2 separate regions of the Homo sapiens genome follow, and region 2 is linked to region 1. A link is a loop called in an ENCODE intact Hi-C map of the cell type or tissue named here. Cell type or tissue: heart left ventricle. All regions are shown on one strand. Links, peaks and the distances in the headings refer to the core of each region. The heading gives the core; the rest is flanking DNA. Region 1 has its middle 70 kb from the start of ERG. Region 2 has its middle 120 kb from the start of ERG.

Evidence for each region. A loop is a pair of places that touch in the nucleus more often than their neighbours do. Peaks named below come from ENCODE experiments on the same cell type or tissue, not always from the same donor. Only the 100,000 strongest peaks of a DNase experiment are listed, where the experiment ranks them.
Region 2: a loop joins it to region 1, with 4 times the contacts of the local background. A loop is called at or near these places in 1 of 110 quality-filtered maps.

The regions. Positions count from the first base shown.
Region 1 is chr21:38,565,426-38,570,804 of GRCh38, forward strand. It overlaps a transcript of ERG not described here. Among named protein-coding and RNA genes, the nearest start is that of ERG, 70 kb to the left of the region's middle. In heart left ventricle, for the core only: no CTCF peak of the experiment used is centred there; no DNase peak of the experiment used is centred there; H3K4me3 peaks cover 884 bases; H3K27me3 peaks cover 1,439 bases.
Region 2 is chr21:38,617,400-38,622,778 of GRCh38, forward strand. It overlaps a transcript of ERG not described here. Among named protein-coding and RNA genes, the nearest start is that of ERG, 120 kb to the left of the region's middle. In heart left ventricle, for the core only: no CTCF peak of the experiment used is centred there; a DNase peak (open chromatin) is centred at 3,028.

The DNA.
Region 1 (5,379 bases), core at 164-5,163:
GGAAATGCCCTTATCCTTGCTTAACAGAAGTCTACAACACAGCCTCACCAGCATGCCTCCAACTCACATCCTGCAGCTTTAACCTCACTCCACGCCAGCCCCCAGTCTCCTTGCCGTTACTTGAAAGTGCCAGGAGAGCTCCTGCCAAAGGGCCTTTGCACATGCTGTTCCCTCTCTCTGCAATACTCTTCCCCGTGTGATCATACGGCTCATGCTCCCACTCCCTTCGGGTCTCAGCTTGAATGTCACCTCCTCCCTATGACCTTCCCTAACCTTTCGTGTAAAATTCTACCTCTCCCTTCCTCAGTCTCTTGCTTCTCCTGCTTTGTTCTGGAGAATACCAACCAGCACCACCTGATTTGTAACTATTCCCTTGAGCACATTCTATCTCAGCCACGGGAATGGAAGCTTCATGCAGGCGGGGACATCATCTGTTCAGTTCATGCTGTAGCCCAGCAATTCTGAATGATTAGATTGAAATTGGATCCAAAAATATCACAAATGAGATAACGTAACTTGTTGATAAGTGTGTGAAGAGTATGAAGAGATGATCAAGCTCACAAGTTTCCAAGTGCTAACATCTATAAAACTCCATTGTCACCCATCAAATCAGCAAAGATTAAAAACCACAATAGAATGTGATAAAATAGTGCTCTCAGATACTTCCTGGAGAAGTATAGATGGGCAGAATTGGGTGATCTGGTATCAATGATCATTCTTTCATACCAATACACCATGGGATTTTGCGATCAGAAGGTAAAGAAGACACAGAAGGAAAAGAAGGTGAAGATTAAACCAGCAAAAACCCATAATAAGTAGGACTTCTTCCTATTCATTAGTAAGAAAGAGTTGGGTGTCCCCATGGGAAAATGCTAATTTAGTGTCCTGAACCACTGTACCCTCCAATTCCTGCTTCCCCCACAACAGTGGCCCCACACTGAGTCCTACAACGAGGATAATGATCCTCAACCCCCAATTGCACAGACAGGGCTAAGTCAGAGACAGTGATGCCAACCTTGCTGATGTCTCTAAAACACTCAACTACTGGGGGCTAACCCTAAGCAAAATTATTGACTCCGATTCCTAAGTTAATTTCCTATAAGGTGGAAGAAGCAACAAGTGTCACTTCTCTTCTGGGCTCTATGACACCAAATAGTGGAGCCGAAGAGACTTGCTGATGTTTTGAAACCCAAGGCCAAATAATGCTCTCTAAACCCTTAGAGGTGTGACTAGGATATTCACAGAAGCCACGCAAAAGACAGCAGCCTTCAATGAAGAAACAAAGAAACAAAAAACATGGTTCCTTTTATAAATATTTATCGATTATCTAAGGCTAGGTTAATTGTTGATAACTATCAATTATCTGAGCAAGATACGCAGAAACACTTCAGGTGCTTGAACTGCAGCATCCTGGGCTCCAACCCAAACTTACTGGAGAAGAAGCTTTAGATACCAGGAATCTGCATTTTAACCAACTCCTCAGGGAAACTGCCCCAGAGGGGGTCTAGGCTAACCATGCGCAACTTCCACCCATTCTCCTGGGAAGTGATTGTGAATCTCCTCCAAACCCCTCTTACACTTCCTGATTAAGTTGGTGCCCCCTACTGAATGTCAGCCTCACTGAATCTTAACGAGGAATCGCCAGACTGGGGGGGGGATTGTGCAGCATGTCTGGGGAACACTTCACTACTTCACTAAACCCTGCTGCACACATGCTGAACACCGTTCCAAAGGCTACAGGAACTGAGCACCGCATTGGAATCTGGCCCTGGAGGGTGCCCAGCATGGCGACCCTGAGGGGTGCAGGAACCCAGTGAGAAGGAGAAACAGAAGGTACAGTCCAGCTCGAGACCACGCACATAAAGAAATCTGTAGGCAGGGTCTCTATTATTGTGCCATATTAAATATCTTGATATTTTAAAGCAATATTATTTTTCTGATTATAAAAGTACTCATTGTAGAAATTTTAATTGTGCCATCATCCTGCAGAAAAATGAAAGTACAAAAAACGAAAAAGCAGCTATACACGGCCACAAAGTCACAGGGCTCATCGGGATGTGCTAACCAGGCTGGAAACTGATCAAAGCTGATTTATTGAGAAAAAATAGGCAGCATATCAAAGACTTACATCAGCTTCATAGTAGACAGACTTTGGGGGCGGGGGAACTCTGTCTCTTTTGAGTATATTCTCAAAAGGATAAACTTTCACCTTCCTGTGAAGCACAGTTACTATAAATCAGATTTGCAAACTGTGAGAAATGCTTACAACTCAATGAGTCTTTTGTCAGCCAGTGGGGGCTCCATCGTGAAATCCACCCTTCGCCATAGCGATGGGATAAATCATCACCAGCCCCGAGACATCGCCTAATCCCTTCCTCGCAAGGCAGATTCGGGCGCTTTCTGCATCTGCTTCGTGTTATTGAAAAGAGCTCGGCTCATCTGCTGGGCTCTCAGGCTTCACAGTGACCTCGCACAGAACGCTGCTACTTCTGAAACTGTTTTAGACTCTTCCGTCTATGAAACAGACACAGAGTTTAAGTTTAGCGTCTTTTATGGTCAGAAATATTTAGCGTTACTTCCAGAGCGGCAGCCGTGGAACAATGTGGGAAAGAAGTGCTTCAGTTCACTTCTTGGGAAGTACTGACCCTGGGTCAATTTAATTTTTTCCGTAAGATTTCCCCTTCTTACTTTTCTCCTTCCACTGCTATATGTAACAGTATCTCCCCTTCCACTGCTATATGTAACAGTATCTCCCCTTCCACTGCTATATGCACCAGTATGCTAGTATACAACATTATAGATTAATAATATGCTATATTGTTTAAAAATATTAATGTTATATAATTAACATGGTGTGCATATTATTATATTGACAATACGTAATGTGATGTGATAATAAGTCTCACTGAGTGCCAGGCACCGCTTTGAATGCTCTAAACTCATTAGCTAATTTATTCCTCGTGATTCTATGGGGTAGATGCACTATTTCATTCCCATTTTACAGCTGAGGAAACTGAGGCAGCTAGTAACAGGTGGAGCCAAGCTTCACACTGAGATCATCTGGCCCCAGCACACTCATAAAAATGAGCAAAAGTATAAAAGCCAAAGGGAAAAGGAAGCCAAGGGGTGAAAATCCTAATTACAAACAAATCCTGGGTAAGCTGGGTTTTTAGTCCTTCCCCACATGTGAACAGCAACTAGAAACCTGAACAGTGACTTTGTTTCCCCTGTCATCCATTGTTGGTGCCTGATCCTCACACAAAATCTTACGGAGCAGTATCTAGTGATTAGCTTAGCTGAATTGAGCCTGGACACCCTTCATGAGCTGGAGGACAGAGGACGTGTCGATGGAGGGTCCAACTTCAGGCATCTGTACTCGCCTGCTACAGGTGAGTGGACCTATGAACCCCCAGCCTCATCAAGCACCCGAGGGTCACCTGCCTGCTTCACCTGGAAGAGACAGCAAGGTGTGATCCCAGGAAGATCCTCTGCCAGGAGGCTTACAGGCAGAAGCAGCGGCTGCTGAACATAGATGCTGTCGGCAGGACACAGGGGTGATAGGGGGTGAGCCAGTGGAGCAGGTGAAGGTGCAGACTACAGGCAGCCCCCCTGAGATCCTGCCCAGACCCCAGCAGCAGCTCCCCTGTCCCTCTCTAGCAGCTTCGCTGTGCCCGAAGTGTTTGAGAACAGGTGACCCATGCCCTGAGTGGCAGATGCTGTGTCTTTTTGATCCCTTCTCTCCCTCCCCCCCCACCCCCAGTGGGGTACATGGAAGGTTTGCTAAATGTTTGTTGAATGAATAAACGAGCCCAAGTCAGAAGCAGTCTCCAAATCATTCCTCATCGCAAAAGGGTGCGGTGGAAAAACTCACAAAGCCAAGGCAGGAGGACACACTCAACTTGGAAACGGCCCGTGCCCAGCTTTGGAACAGGCACAGCCTGAGCTTCAAGGAAGTCACTTGACCAGCAGTAGCTCCCACCTTTCCTTGCAGCTAGAACAGCATCAGACCAAGTGATCTCTAATGTGATGATTTGCTAAAGTACAATGAGTTTTACAACTAGAAAGTACCTTCCTCTCAAGACTGACTTCACTATGAGCCACCTAATTTTTCCTCTCTCTTCTTTTGGTATTTTTGTTGCAAATAGTACACACAAAACAGGATATATAATCTATTTGTGCAATTTAAAGAATAAGAAGCAAACACCTTTGCAGGTACTCCCTAGTCCACAACAGTCAGCCCCAGGACCTCAGAAGCCCCTTATGCCTTTCCCCTAAAACTCTCCCCTCCCTGACAAGGTAATTCCAATGCTGAGTTATGTGGTTTTTTTTCCTTATTTTTCTTTTCAACACATATTACGTTTCTCTGAATAATATGCTTTTTAATGTTGCCTCTTTTTAATCTTTATTTGTGGAATCATATTGTATGTAATCTGTGACTTTTTTCTACTCACATATGAGAACCATCCACACTGATACATGGCTACAGATAGACACTTGGAGTTTATTTTTCACTGCTGTATAGTACTCCATTGGTGGAGTACAATAGGTTTATGTATCCACTTTTCTGTAGATGGACACTTGGGTTGTTCTGTTTTTGCTCATACATACCTCCTGGTGCTCAGGTACAAGGGAATACAGACCCAGGGTGAGACTGCTGGATCACAGGCTAGGCACATCTTCAGCTTTACTAGGTAACACCAAGCCAATACAAAAGTGCTTGTACAAACTCATGCTCCTGCCAGCATGGAGGACCCACTGTGCCACATAAAAACATCACTGTTATTAACTTGTTTTATTTGCATATGATTATTTTTTCCCTTATCCCCAACCACTTCTCAAAGCAACTAGCCAGCATGTGCCACACAGGCAAGCACCCACTCCAATGTGATCTATATGGTTAGGTATGTATGTACCCTGGAAAACCCTGTGATGTTGCTTGAGGAGTATATAACTTTTTTATGTATGTAAGTAGCATGTGCTACAAAGCGCGTTCTGTTTTCTGTATTTTTCACTCCACTCAGTGTTTTGTAAAACATGCTCATGTTGCTCCATAGGTATCAGAGACAGGATGATGTTTTATCTTTAAGATGGGTACGCCACCCTCATTTTATAGATCACAGTGATAGCTCACAATTGTTTAGTACTCAGTGGGGTCTAAATGTACTAACTCGTTTAATCTCCCACGAACCCTGCAAAACAGATGCTTCCGTTTCATATAAAATGAGACCAAGGCACAAAGAAACTAAGGAACTTGTACAAAATCACCAAGTTAGTAAACATCAGAGCAGGATTTGAATTGAGCCAGAATGTGTTCTTATCCACGACATGAAACTGGATAAGAATGCAAAGCTCAGAGAATTTTCATGACTAGCATCTCTG
Region 2 (5,379 bases), core at 95-5,094, 52 kb after region 1:
CACATGGAAAGGGCAGGCGGATGACCTGCCCAAGGTTGGGAATTCTTCACACACTAAAGTCCATCACTGACATTTAGGAGAACATTTTGTTTAATAAATGCAAAATGTTCTTTAAAATTATATCCATGCTTTCATTGTCAAGGGTCTTAATGGATGTGTTTAAAGCATAAATAAATATAGTAGGCATTCTGCTTGCTTAACCTTTCTTCCTCACCCCTTCATCTCTTCATATAACATTCACTGAACATAAAACAGGACAAGTCCTGAACTCATTTCTATTCCAAGTACTAACTCAAGTCACTGGAAAGGTTTCTATTTCATTTAGATGGTACAGAGATGTCCTGCTGTTTCTGTACCATCCCCATCCCATTGTTGATATTTGATATGTCATGTTCATATCTGTTGTCTTTGTTTCCCAAAGGGTTTGTTTAGAGTCCACTGCTGAAGAAGAACTAAATGGAATCTGTCTCTGGGCAGGAAGGTAGGGAAGGCCTTTGTTTTCCCCCACAGTGGCACCGACCCAGACAACAGATGACAGAAGGAAGAGACCACAGGCAGGACAAGGCCAGCCTGGAGCAGCACCTGGCAGGACGAGGCTTAAAAGAATGAATAAGGGGTAGGCCCAAGCCCACACGTGTCATGGAGTACCATTTACAACTTTGCCCACTTGACAATGGGAATGGGGAGAGCAGAGCCTTCCAGACCATCAACAGTAGGATCAGAAAGTAGAAGAGTCTGGAAAAGCAAGACTAAGCCAGAATAATCTGGAAGAATGCAGCCCCAGTGAGAAGTTGACAGCCAAGCAAGGAGCAAGACCATCCTGTTAAGAGGCACTGAGTGGTGAAAACAGCCTTGTCATGAAACAGGGCAGATGATCATCTCGGAACGAACAGGTGCATTCAGGAAAGATAAAAATGAAAACAGGAAGATCAGGATCATTAACCGGTAAAACAATGCATGCCCCTAAAATAACAACTGACAAGGATAAAGTGGCACAGAGTGAGAATCACAAAGTAACGTGGAGCAGATTGACTCTAATAGACCTTTTCTGGCCCCAAAAGCAAAAGGTTTGGTTGGTGACATCTTAAGACACCTTAACTATAAGGTCCCTAAGTGGACAAGAGCAGGCAAGCTCTCTCATTTGGCGGGGAGGTTGGGGGGGAACAACTTTAAAACAGAACTTAACAAAATGGCTAATACTAACTCCTTGAGAATAGGATTCTTCTAGAGAAAGGCAATGGTTTGTAGGTAATGTAGCCATTCTGTCAATAGCATCAGCAACAGCACTGCCTCCTTTACAACACAGACCTCTCAGCATCACCCTCTGTGGGGCAGGAGACAGAGTGAGCAGAGGTTAGTCACATCCATGTGGGTTCTAGCTCCCCTCTACCACTCACTAGCAGTGTGACATTGCTCAAGTGACAACTTTGTGCCTCTGTTTCATCAACTATCAAATGAGAATAAAATTAGACTTACCCACCAGGGTTGCTAGGAAAACTAAGCGTTAAAGGGCAGAACCCAATCCTGAAAATTTAGCAAGTACTCAATAAGTCAAAGTTAGTCCCTGGATAAGGACCTGAAACATGAAGTAGATGCAATTCAACCAGGGTCATGCAAAGCCGGGTTCAGTGGGAAGACCACTGAGTCTGTCAGACACCTCACATTAAGCCAACAGTCATTGTGACCTACCACCATCCACTTCCCTGACTTCTCCAAGATGGTGTCAATGACACACTCTACCTGTAGACCGACTTCCTTCCCCATGCTCCAGCCAGTCCAGATACTAAGCTGAATGTACTTCAGAGCTTCAGCTTCATAAGTCAATGGAGTCTAGAATTACAGCCCACACACCTGGTATCCAGAGAGCCAGAGAAGAGCCTTGGGCACATATTTCTCCAAGACATGGGATGTGTTTCTCTGAGACATTTCCTCATCCTCCTCCTCTCTATTCCTCTTGCTCCCTCCCCTCATCCTCCTCCTCTCTATTCCTCTTACTCCCTCCCCTGTCTCTTCCCTCCTGCTCCCCCATTTAATCTCACTGTGATCCTAGCCTGCTTCACTCTCTGGCCTTGCAGCTAATTAAAACTGTGGCCCTTAGTCATTTATTTAAAGACCCCAAAAAAATGGCACAGGAGATCTAGCAATCATAAAAGCATCACTTTTCTGAGATTCTAACAGGGATAGCTCAGGAGGCCCTACACAATGTATTGGTGAATCTATTCTATTTCAGCCTACCTTGCCTGACACTGTTTATAGGGCCAGAATTTATTACCAGCCTTACGGCTTCATAAATTAGCTAGTCAGCTATTGCCACACCTCAGTATACTGTCACATCTGTGAATTTATGGCATTGTGGCTTAATGTAGCATCATTGTCATCACTTTCCAGTACCTGGAGCATTCATTTTATCCTGGAAGATAATTCGTCATGGTTATTATGAGAATACCAACATAAACAAAAGAGGAAGAAAACATGTAGGTTATGGTCTAATTGCCTGAATCAATCCCAGAAGAAAAGAAGATACTTGACAAAGTCTGCAGTCTTTGAATGAATCTTGAATGTGCTTAGTATTATTCAGACTCGAAATGCTTTGCACACTTGAATGGGAAAGTATGCAGTGAAAATCCCATTGAAACGCCACAGAACGCCAGCCAAGCTAAAGTGCTGCACTTGGTTGGAATATCTGGGCTCTGACTCCTCCGTAAATCAACATTTAAAGTGTTAGATACAGAGAGTCCATAAATCATTATTGCATTTCTTCAGCATAAGCTAGTGCCTTCAGCAAGTGTCTTCTGCTGTTTGGCTCTTTGTTCTGATCTGGTTTGATATGGCTGGTGTGGGTTTGGTTTGGTTCGTTTGTGGGGATGAAGAGGTTATGCAACAGAAAGGCGATGACTTATTCTTTTGCTCTTGCTCACATCTCCCAGGACGTAAAAACAATGCCAATTCAACCCTCCTACTCATGTATGACGGCCAAACCTGACTTCTGGCTTCTAACTGCAAAATCCCCAGCACACTCTGCAGGCCCGCAGCCAGCTCGTCTGCTTAGGAAGGAGCAATAGTGTAATTTGAACATGACCAATAAAAAAGAACAATGGTCTTACTTACTTTTACAGGTTACATTGTCTCACAGGTAAGGAATGGAATTTTTAATACATTTAAAAATAGAGATTCCTAACCAATAAAATATCCCCATCACCAAGATTTTAAGGATGCCATGAGTAGCTGGTATTATCAATGACATTTGTGTAGTGGGAAAAGCATGGATTTTGGAGAAAGAAAGATGCAGGCCTAAACGTGGACTCTATCATTCACTATTGCCCAAGGACAGGCTTTCTCTCCACCAGGCTAAATCAAGTTTCCCAGTACACAAGTGTGGTGGGGAGCAGAGTGGTTCCGCAGCAGCAGGCTGGTAAATTTAGTCCTAAAACAAGACAGGTCTAAAAATCTTGGAAAGTAGAATCTGTTTGGAAGCTCCTTCTAGACATTCTGTCAAGCACAGCCTTGTTCAGTAAGAAGGACCTTAGACATACTTTACTCATGGCTTCCCAGAAAAAAAGTGAAGGATGATGCCATCAGTTTTCAGCATTTATTGAGAGAACTCGAACTACTGGAGGATTTCAAAGATGCTTATTGGGTATCCAAGTAAGACGTCAAGTAAAATTTTGGATACAGGAATTTGAGTGTGAAGGGAAGCCCAGGAATGCAACTATCTGGGAGTCATCGGTGTAGGTGGGATTGGAAGCCATGGGATGGGATGAGATCACTTAGGAAGCAACAGACTACCCCCTTCTGTGATAAATAAATTCCAGCAGATTAGTGTAGATTATTGTCCCCAACTCTTATGTCCTACCTCCTTTCATGCAGCTCCACATGTCATCTTGTGACTTGTGCTTGCCTGGCAGTAGAGAGCGCACTTTCCTCTCCAGGAACCTTGGGCTTGGCCAGGTGTCTTGCTTTGACCAGTAAAAGTGAGCAAAAGTGAAAGTGTGTCCGTTCCAGGTGGCAACTTGAAGAGGAATCATGCATTTCTGCTTGCCCCTTGCCATCTCCCCGCTGCCATGAGAGCAGCATGCCTCAGAGAGCTGCTGTCCCTTCAACCTGGGACCCAGAATAAAAGACACAGGGACCTCCATTAGGCCCAGCTGAGTCCGACAGAGCTCCAGGGACCTGAAGTCCTCTGAGTGACAAACAAGTGGTTGCTGTTACAAATTACTGAGACTTTTGGAGGCCATCATTTGCTACTGCAGCAAAAGCTGACTAATACAAAAATAAAACCCATCTCTTCTGGCAGATCCCCCCAGAAAGGAGGGTTAGTCTCCCTCATAGATATCAGGCCACCAAGCCTAAGAGAGTTCCAGATGGCTATGCAAGTTCAGCCCAAGGCAATATACAAAAATGCTCCGAGTTTACCACTGGAATTTCCAGAGTCTACTTAGATGCTCCCCTGAGTCCCCACTCATGCCTTTCCAGCAATGAAAACCTGCTCCGAAGAAAAAATGGCTGACATCGAGATGACTCTGAGTACACAAGGTGCGAAGTTACAGGAGACAGAGGCTCTCTCGGATCTCCAGGTAAACACACGCAGCTGCTCAGGAAGGCAGCCTGATCCAGGAGCCTGCAGGAGCCTGAGTCCTACCCAGATGGTCAGGTGCAGCCCCAGCTGTCCCAGGACATGCACGGGAGGAAAGGTGACCACGTGCTGTCAGATAGCAGCTCAGGCACCACTGTGCAGTGCACAACCACACAGGCCTTCATTCAGCAGGGGACTAGATTTGTACTCTTTTTAGCCAAATGTGGGCCTTCTCATGCTCCACGTGTAAACGTAACTCACCAAACAGGGCCCCTGCTGCTTTCCGGGCCAAGTCAGTGGAGAGGACTGAAGGCCGGCTCACAGCTAGGAAAGCAGGGCTCTGCCGCGCCGAGGGAATGGGTCCCAGGTCTCTTTCAACATCAGTAGGTAACACACACACTCACAGCACACACCACACACCACACACACTACATGCTCATACATATCACACACACACACACACCCCCCACACATGACATACACACCACACCATACACATACATGCCACACACACATGCTCATACATACCACACACACCACACACACACCACACATCACATACACACCATACCACGCACATACACACCACGCACACATGCTCATATGTACCACACACACCACACACAATCACACACACACGTCACATACACACCATATCACACACATACACATCACACGTCACATACACACCACACATTACATACACACCATACCACACACATACACACCACACACACCACATGCTCATAAATACCACACCACACACACCACATGCTCATACATACCACACACACCACACACACATC